Linked DNA regions of Homo sapiens: region 2 is linked to region 1. Evidence: chromatin contacts called from ENCODE Hi-C or POLR2A ChIA-PET data. All regions are on one chromosome and are shown on one strand. Each heading gives the region's core, a stretch centred on a gene start or an enhancer-like site at or near the end of the contact. The rest is flanking DNA. Distances are from core to core; before and after follow the strand shown.

What was found. Hi-C counts contacts between places; a loop is a spot of excess contacts on that map. ChIA-PET counts read pairs that join two places held with the same protein, here RNA polymerase II (POLR2A).
Region 2: a map of posterior vena cava shows a loop between it and region 1 (14-fold over the local background). The contact joins two enhancer-like sites. A Hi-C loop is called at or near these places in 1 of 168 maps with a recorded cell type or tissue (posterior vena cava). POLR2A ChIA-PET finds 5 or more read pairs at or near these places in 1 of 52 experiments (activated B cell).

What each region holds. Positions count from the first base shown.
Region 1 is chrX:46,775,497-46,779,951 of GRCh38, forward strand. No RefSeq gene overlaps it. Among named protein-coding and RNA genes, the nearest start is that of SLC9A7, 19 kb to the left of the region's middle. Within about 2 kb of position 2,840, at least 3 of the 41 ENCODE cell types and tissues checked have a DNase peak (open chromatin) inside an H3K27ac peak, as active enhancers do.
Region 2 is chrX:47,634,434-47,639,205 of GRCh38, forward strand. ELK1 (ETS transcription factor ELK1) reads right to left here. Exons shown (of 7, transcript NM_001114123.3): 4 at 4,462-4,772; 5 at 3,318-3,749; 6 at 2,580-2,681; 7 at 1,088-2,494. The coding sequence ends at 2,396. Among named protein-coding and RNA genes, the nearest start is that of CFP, 6.9 kb to the left of the region's middle. Within about 2 kb of position 3,523, at least 5 of the 41 ENCODE cell types and tissues checked have a DNase peak (open chromatin) inside an H3K27ac peak, as active enhancers do.

The sequences.
Region 1 (4,455 bases), core at 1,590-4,089:
AGAACAAGGTAGAAAGAACACAAGGCCTCTTGAGCCTCATGCTTGGAACTCACATAATGTTGCTTCCACTGCAAAGCAAGTCTCAAAGCCAGCCCAGATTCAAGGATTGGAAACAGAGATTCCATTTCTTTTATTTTCCTTCCTTCCTTCCTTCCTTCCTAACTTCCTCCCTCCCTCCCTCCCTCCTTTCTTCTCTTTCTTTCTCTCTCTCCCTTCCTTCCTTCCTTCCTTCCTTCCTTCCTTCCTTCCTTCCTTTCTTTCTTTCCTTCTTTCTTTCTTTCTTTCTTTCTTTCTTTCTTTCTTTCTTTCTTTCTTTCTTTCTTTCTTTCTTTCTTTCTCTCTTTCTTTCTTTCTGATGGAGTCTTGCTCTGTTGCCCAGGCTGGAGTGCAGCAGTGGCACCATCTTGGCTCACTGAAACCTCCACTTCCCAGGTTCAAGTGATTCTCCTGCCTTAGGGTCCCTAGCAGCTGGGACTACAGGCACACCACCAACCCGGCTAATTTTTTTATTTTTAGTGGAGATGGGGTTTCACCATGTTGGTCAGGCTGGTCTCGACCTCCTGACCTCATGTGATCAGGATTGATCAGGATTGATTGTGATCCGCCTGCCTCGGCCTCCCAAAGTGCTGGGATTACAGGCATTAGCCACCACGCCCAGCCGATTCCATTTCTTGATGGAAGGAGCTGCAATTATTTGTGGCCATCTCTACAGTCCACTACACCAGCTAGGAAGTAACATTTTATAATTCAGAAGGAAATAAGTAAGAGGAATAGAACTGAATTAATGACAATGGAGATGGATGAGAGACTGAGTTGGGAGAAGTCAGTGATCATTTGGGGATTGGCTGGGTCCTCTGGTTCTGACTCGGGTGATGAAGAGATTGATGGCATTGTCAGAGGTATTTGAACCAGAGCAACTCCATCTTGAATAGGGGCTGGGTAAAATAAGGCTGAGCCATACTGGGCTGCATTAAGGCATTCTTAATTAGGAATGCCTTAACTAGGCCAGGCGCAGTGGCTCACGCCTGTAATCCTAGCCCTTTGGGAGGCTGAGGCAGGCAGATCACCTGAGGTCAGGAGTTCGAGACCATCCTGGCCAACATGGGAAACCACATCTCTACTAAAAATACAAAATTAGCCGGGCATGGTGGTGCATGCCTGTAGTCCCAGCTACTCAGGAGGCTGAGGCAGGAGAATCGCCTGAACCCAGGAGGTAGAGGTTGCAGTGAGCCAAGATCGTGCCATTGCATTCCAGCCTGGGCAACAAGAGCGAAACTCCATCTTAAAAAAAAAAAAGAATGCCTTAACTAAAGCATTTTTGGGTTTGTTAAGGAGGTTAAGGCATTCTTAGTCACAGGATGACAGGAGGTTGGCACAAGATATGGGTCATAAAGACCTTGCTGATAAAACAGCATGAGGTAAAGAAGCTAGCAAAATCCCACCAAAACCAAGATGGCAACAAAAGTGACTTCTGGTTGTTCTCACTGCTCATTATATGCTAATTATAATACATTAGCATGCTAAAAGACACTCTCACCAACGCCATGACAGTTTACAGATGCCATGGCAACATCCAGAAGTTACCCTACATGGTCTAAAAAGGGGAATTGCCCTCAGCTCTGGGAATTGCCCACCCCTTTCTCATAAAACTCTGGAGTAATCTACCCCTTGTTTAGCATATAATCAAGAAGTAACAATAAGTATCCTTAGTCGAGTAGCTCAAGCCACTCCTCTGCCAATGAAGTAACCATTCTTTATTCCTTTTCTTTCTTTCTTTTTCTTTTCTTTTTTTAGATTGTTTCACTCTTGTTGCCTAGGCTGGAGTGCAATGGCACAATCTCGGCTCACTGCAACCTCTGCCTCCTGGGTTCAAGTAATTCTCCTGCCTCAGCCTCTCCAGTAGCTGGGATTACAGGCACTCACCACCGCACCCGGCTAATTTTTGTATTTTTATTAGAGACAGGGTTTCACCATGTTGGCCAGGCTGGTCTCGAACTCCTGACCTCAAGTGATCCATCTGCCTCAGCATCTTAATAGAGCTGGCTTCACTTTACTCTAGGGACTCACCCTGAATTCTTTCTTATGCAAGATCCAAGAACCCTCTCTTGGGGTCTGGATCAGGATCCCTTTCCAGTAACAGCATCGCTTAGAAGATGAGTGTGAGAGGCAGCGCTGATGGTCAATCTGACCAGATCATATCATTGTGTTGAGATTTACCTCTTCTACTTGCTTGCACAGCCTTTATAGTTATAAGCATAAAACATCATTATCTGCTAATGAATGAAATAAAACAACAGAAGTGGAAGGGATACCTGTGGGTAGCAGTTTACTGTTGCTCTAGGGAGCGAAAATTTGTACTGTTTTTAAGTGGCAGAGAAAAATAGTAGGGGCAATGTTTTTCTTGTGTGGGAACTTGTATCAGGGACTTTGCACGTGCTGTTCCCTTGGCTGAAAATATCTTACCACCCTATCTCTCTGCCTGCCTCTCTGCTGGCTCCTTCTTAGCCTCCAAGTTTCAGTTTACACATCACTGTCACAAAGAGACCTTTCCTGTCGACCCTATCTCAATGCGCCTCTTCCCCTGCCAGTTACTACTACAGCGCTCTCTTTAATTCTTTCTCAGCAGTGTTCACAATCTGCTGCTATCTTGGTTTGGCTTATTTGTGTGTTTGTGTCTCTCCCATTACATTAACATTAAGCTTTGAGATCAGAAATATTATCTGTCTTGTTTACCCCACAAAGAGCTTGGCAGATTCTAGCGGCTTGTGAAAGGAAAATAAAAACGCAGGACACCAATTCACTGCCAAAAGGAAAAAATGAAGCTGAAAGCTGAGTCATGCCAGAAGCTGCCTTTCCCTTTGTTCCTAAGCTGATAGCTACAGATAAAAGGTTAAATATCTCTGCAGGTAGCTACTCTGTGTTCACCTTATCTTATGTACAGTGATTTACTGAGTGAGAGACGAATACATAATTGACTCTTCCCCTACCTGCTCCTTTTCTCTTGCAACATGTGAATATCATACCCTCCTCCCTCTTTCCCCTCCAGCCTGCTTTTCCCCTTTAAAAACTGAAGCCCTCAAAATCATCTTTGGAGAAAGGCACAGACCACAGACTGTTTCTGTGATTCTCTGTTTCCTCTCCTCCGGGCATGTCCTTAACCTTGGTAAAATAAACTTCTAAATGGATTGAGACCTGTCTCAGATACTATTTGGTTTACATGCTCAATATATATTTTTTAAATGAAAACATTGTTATCTCCATGGCTAGAGAGTAAATATAGATGATGTTCTTCCTTAGGCACTCTTCTTTTTAATCTGCTTTAATATGAATTTAGAAATGTGGCCAGGCATGGTGGCTCACACCTATAAGCCCAGTACTTTAGGAGGCCAAGACAGGAGGATCGCTTGAGCCCAAGAGTTCAAGACCAGCCTGGCCAATGTGGCAAAGCCACGTCTCTACAAAAAATACAAAAATTAGCTGGGCGTGGTGGTGCGCGCCTGTAGTCCCAGCTTCTTGGGTAGCCAACACAGGAGGATAGCTTGAGCCCAGGAAGTCGAGGTGGCAGTGAGCTGAGATGGTGCCACTGCAATCCAGCCTGGAGATCGTGACAGTGAGACCAGGCACGGGGGCTCACGCCTGTAATCTAGACGGCAGACCTTTTAAAGAAATTAGTAAAATTATTTTAAAGAAGCTGTGGCATAATGGTTAAGAGCACAAGCTTTAAAGCCAGACTGCTTGGGTTTAAGCCTGGGCTCTACCATGAACTGTCTGTATGACCCTAGATACATTATTTACTTTCTTTGTGCCTCACTGTCTTCATATGTAAAATGGGGATAATAGTACCTATCTCACTATCTAATGAAGGCTAAATGACTTAACATACATAAAGGACATAATAGACATTCAGTATATATTTACTACATTAGTAGATCACTTCAGTGTTTAAACACATCTTTAATATCAAAATCTTCCCTATATGTTAAAGCAGTGTTCTTGAAATATACTACAGGCTATCAGCAGAATACCCTGCTTTGCTTTGCTTTCCTTCCTTCCTTCCTTCCTTCCTTTCTTCCTTCCTTCCTTCCTTTCCTTCCTTTCTTCCTTCCTTTCCTTCCTTCCTTCCTTTGAGACAGAGTCTCACTCTATCGCCCAGACTGGAGTACAGTGGCATGATCTCGGCTCAGTGTAGCCTCCGCCTCCCGGGTTTAAGCGATTCTCCTGCCTCAGCCTCCTGAGTAGCTGGGATTACAGGCATGCACCAACACAGCGGGCTAATTTTTGTATTTTTAGTAGAAACAGGGTTTCACCATGTTGATCATGCTGGTCCCGAACTCCTGACCTCAGGTGATTAACCCGCCTCAACCTCGCAAAGTGCTGGGATTATAGGTGTGAGCCACCTTGCCCAGCCTACACTAATTTTCTTAATACTCCTGTAGGTCCAGCGTTTTCAGTGGA
Region 2 (4,772 bases), core at 2,273-4,772, 860 kb after region 1:
CTCATTTGCTCAGCTCTTTTGTATGGCCCCTGATTTATGGTTTCTTATGAACTGTTTCACAGACCCCCTGGTGCTCTGACATCACTCAGTTGTCAAGTTCCTCTCCCACAGTTTCTGACTTCCAGTTACTGCTACTGCCAAGTCTCTCATAAACAGTTCCTTGTCCCTCTCCCTTGCATGCCCAGTGATGTGGTCTCTCACACCATGTCAGTGGCTCCGTCCGGCTCACCGTCATTTTCTCTCCTACTTTCTCACAGTCCCTGAACCTGTGGGATAGACTGTGGTAGTAATGGTAAATCGATTTGCAACTAGTTTCAGGTGTACACACACACACACACAGCCTGTCACACTCTCCCAGTCACAGCCATTCGTTTTTCTCAGTCTTTGCTGCAGTCTCTCACGCCTGCTTTCGTACACACAATTGCACCTTCTTGTATCTTTGGTCTCGGTCACTGGTTTGGTCTCCCAGCCATTCTCTCCCGTACAATCAAGTTCGCACCCATACAGTCTTACAGCTTTAGCTGACACTACAGCCTCAAGTAAACAGTTTTGCACATCATCTATTTCTCAAACGTTGAGTCGCCTACAGTGAGGTTTGTCACCTACACAATCTTTGCCACAATCCCTGACAACCTCTACTGTAGTTTCATGCCCACGTAGTCTCTCACATGTGGTTTTGGTCACCCAGTCTGTCTTGCTCGCCATCAAACAGTGACAGGGCTGCAGTCCCCGTTCCCTTCTCGTAGACATTATTTTGTGCATACCATCACAGGTTCTTGTACAGTACCTTGACTATTCATCCAGGCTCAGTTATTTTCTGAAACACAGCCACAATTTCCCACATAGACACACCATCAAAAGTCTGTGGTCACAACTTCTGCACACTCTCACACACAATCACAGCTTTCCACGTCTCTGACACACACATGGTTACCGATATGCAGTCCCTACTATTGTTTCTCACACACGCCATCACACCGTTTCTCTCACAATCGACCTCTGCCTCACACCCTCCACACACAGTCATGCGTGTCACGCTCAGCTAGTCCTGACAACATCAGAGAAAAAGTGCCAGCAGCCTCCAGCATCACTTTGAAAAATATATATTTACAGGAACAATTCCCCATTCTCTGGGACTCTTTAGAAAAAAAAAAGGTCCATTTTGGGGAAGTAAAACAAACAGTGGAGACGAGTGTAGCACTGTCCCCCAAATCACCAACCCCCAGGTCCCAAGGCCTGGGCTGGGCCAGCGCTAACAGGTGAGCCCAGGAGTCTTTTGAACCCACTCTCTCTTGCCTAGAATAGAGACAGGACAGGCTTTATGTCCCCCATTCCTCCCTCCCAACTCCAGGGACATTGAAAGGGTCCTTTGTACCCGCCCGCAGGAAATTGGGGGGCTGGGAGGGAGGGAACTGAAAATTCATGTTTGGTATCAAAAATAAACACTTGGAGTGGGGGAGGCGGCAGGAAGATTCCCCCCCAAATCCCTTCCTTCCCACCCACCCCACCAAATATAGGAAGAGATGACTCCCTCTCCCCTATTGAAAAGCCCCATTTAAAAATAGATTATACTATCAAAATGGCAGCGGGGGAGAGACAGGGAGACCTGGAGTACTGGCTGGAGGGGCCCCCCAGACGGGGACCACCCCCCAAAAAAACCCTCCATTGGGAGGAAACAGGCAGGACCCCAGGGAGGTTGGCAGACAAAGGAATGGCTTCTCAGGGGGAAGAACAAAAGGGACATTCCTCCCTGGCCAAAAAGTTGGTTGAAAAGGATAAGCTGTCTGAGAGAAAGGTTGGGGAGGTGGAAATTTCTATTCCAAGGGTGTGATTCTTCCTTGGCCAAGACTCCCAACCCATTAAATGGTACAAATTCTTCCTGGACCCCTGAGTATGGCCAGGAATAATAAAACAAAACAAACTAACTCTTCTACTCACATCCAAAAACGCAGACAGGGCTCCCTCATCTCCCCAAGGGCAGGCTGAGAAATAAAGAAAGAAAGGTCGTTCTCAAGCCAGACCTCGATTGTCTTGTCTTGGGGAAAAAAGTGGGGAGGTGGGGGAGATGTCCTAACCACCCTAAAAGGTTAGGTCAGGCTCCTCCCAGTGGCCTTCAAAAAATAAATAAATAAACCGCCCCTACCATTGAAGTAGGAGACGTGTAAGGGCGGCCACTGGGGGACTGACAGAAAACAGAGAAGTTGTGGAAGCTGTGTGTTTTCTGTGGAGGAGATAATGAGAGTTACTCTTGGGAGTAATTCTTCCCAAGGATCCCCACCCCACCACAATCAGAGCATGAGTCTTTCAGTTGAACTATGTTTCTCCTTGAGATGGCTGGCTGGAGAGAGCATGGATGGAGTGACCCCAGAAGGGGTGGTGGTGGTGGTGGTAGTAGTCATGGCTTCTGGGGCCCTGGGGAGAGCACCACGGGGGTCGAGAGGCCATCCACGCTGATAGAAGGGATGTGCACCTGGGCGCTGCCACTGGATGGAAACTGGGGGCAAAAAGAGGGAGAGGTCACAGATGGGGGCCATTCTTGGGTCTCTCACCCTGTCCAAAACGGGGAAAGAGGATCCTACCTGGAAGGAGAGCTTGGCCGGGCTACGGGGCGCAATGGGACTCAGGGTGCTCCAGAAGTGAATGCTAGGAGGCAGCGAGCTGGGTGTCAGCAGCACCGGGGTCTGTGGGGAGAGGGTGGTCGGAGCTCAAGTGAGTAGAAAGTAGATGTGGGATGCTGGAAGGGACTTGGTCCCGGCCCCACCACAGATTTCCCACTCACACTCCCAGGGTCACTCCCCAAAGTGCACACACCTAGATGGTAACCATGGAGGCCATGCCTATGATCTCTCAAACTCTGCAGACACCCCCCACTCCCCACTCCCGAGAGCCCACCCTCAGTTGCTGAGACCTCATTGGTCAAGACCACCCACAAGACCCTATCCAAATGCTGCTCTCAAACCTCTCAAGTCACCATCCCAACAGCTCAGGGTCAACTTCCAACTCATGTCCCACCCATGAAACCCCATATGCACATCCCAGACCAAAAAGCCCTGCTCAGGTTCCTTAAGCCACACCCCAACCTAGAAACAGTCCCACAGAAAGACCCTCGGTCCCACCCACAAAAGTCCCCAGCCCTGCCCTTCACTAATCAAACCCCATCCCTCCAGCCAGCATCAGCCCAGTCAATCACACTCAAAGGCTCCACCCTCTTCAGGAACAACCACACTCACCCTCCTCTGATTCCTGTCAGTCACCCGCCACATGCCAATCCCATTGGTGCTGGCGCCCACACACCCCACCCCTCCGCAGGCACTCACCAATGTATGCGTAGGAAGCAGGGATGGGGTCAGCGCCGGCCCCGGAGCCTGGAGGCCGGAGCCACTTCCCGATCCTGGGGTCCGTTCGGGTCCCGGCCCACCTAGCAGGCTCGGGCTGAGTGGAAGCTCTAGGTCCCGGGGCTTCCGGCCCTTCTGCGGCTGGGAGATCTCAGGGCTGGAAGCCGCATGGCCGCCCGCCTGCCCTGCGGTGTCCATAACAACCGCGGGCAGCCGGGCTGGCACGCCCTCCTGTGGAGGGACTTCTGGCTCGGCCTTGGTGGTTTCTGGCACAAACCCTCTCTCCCCCGCAACTTCCAACTCTTCCTTGGGCCCTTCTACTTTCACTTCTGGGGGCAAAGCCCGGCCCAAACCCGGCTCCACATTAAGCTCTTCCGATTTCAGGTTTGGGGCCTCGGGCGGGGTCAGGATGACCTGGTAGAGGAGCAGGCACAAAGAGGGTGTGTAAGGATTGTTGGGACCACAGGATTCTCCTGTGGGCCACCCAGTGATTTCCCCGGGAAGGTGGCACTTGGTACTCAGGGCATGACTGCACATCAGAGCAAGTCCTCCAACAGGACATAGGACTTCGTCAAGGAAGTAGGGCTTCCTCTGGGGCAGGTCCTCCTATGGGACAGGGGACTTGGGGTGAGACAACCTGAAGCGGGTAGGAATCTGAGGGATACCATCCTCATTCATTAAAACAGTGGTTCTCAAAAATTTACCTTCCTCTGGACCAGCAATATCTGCCTCATTTGGTAACAAGTTAAAAATGCAAATTATTGGGCCCCTCCCCAGCCCCACAAATTCAGAAACTCTGGGGGTGTGCCTGGCAATCTGTGGTTTAACAAGACCTACAGGTGATTCTGATGAGCACTAGAGTGCGAGAACCAGTGCATTAAACATATTCCAGGCACCTACATGTTCGGCAGCTACTAACTGTAGCACAGTATTCTCCCCTTTCTGTCTCAGGATTTGTGTAGCTCTCTGCCCCACCCCTCCTTCTAAGAGGATGTCTTCCTTCCACCATTATCTCCTTTAACGGGACAGCTATGTCTCTTCTACCAGCCTCCCTCGTCATCCGGGGATTACACATCCCTCCTCTTTACTGCCTCCTCTTACTGAATTTCTATATTCCAGTCCTTACCTGCAGAGGCAAGCCGGCCTCTTCAGCCTCCAGACAGGCCTCCAAGGGGCTTGGACTGGTGCTCCTGCTCCCCGAGGGGGGCGCTGCTGCCCCTGCAGGAGCTGCACTGGGGAGCACCACAGCAGGCCGAGGATGAGGGGGTGGCTGCGGCTGCAGAGACTGGATGGTGAAGGTGGAATAGAGGCCCGAGCGCATGTACTCGTTCCGGCTGCTGCGTGCCAAACCGCCTGGGCCTGCCATTCCTGCACCCTTGGGTGTGCCTGGCTTTCCAGAGACAGTGTCCCCTGGGGCGGCATGTATAGCAGCAGGGG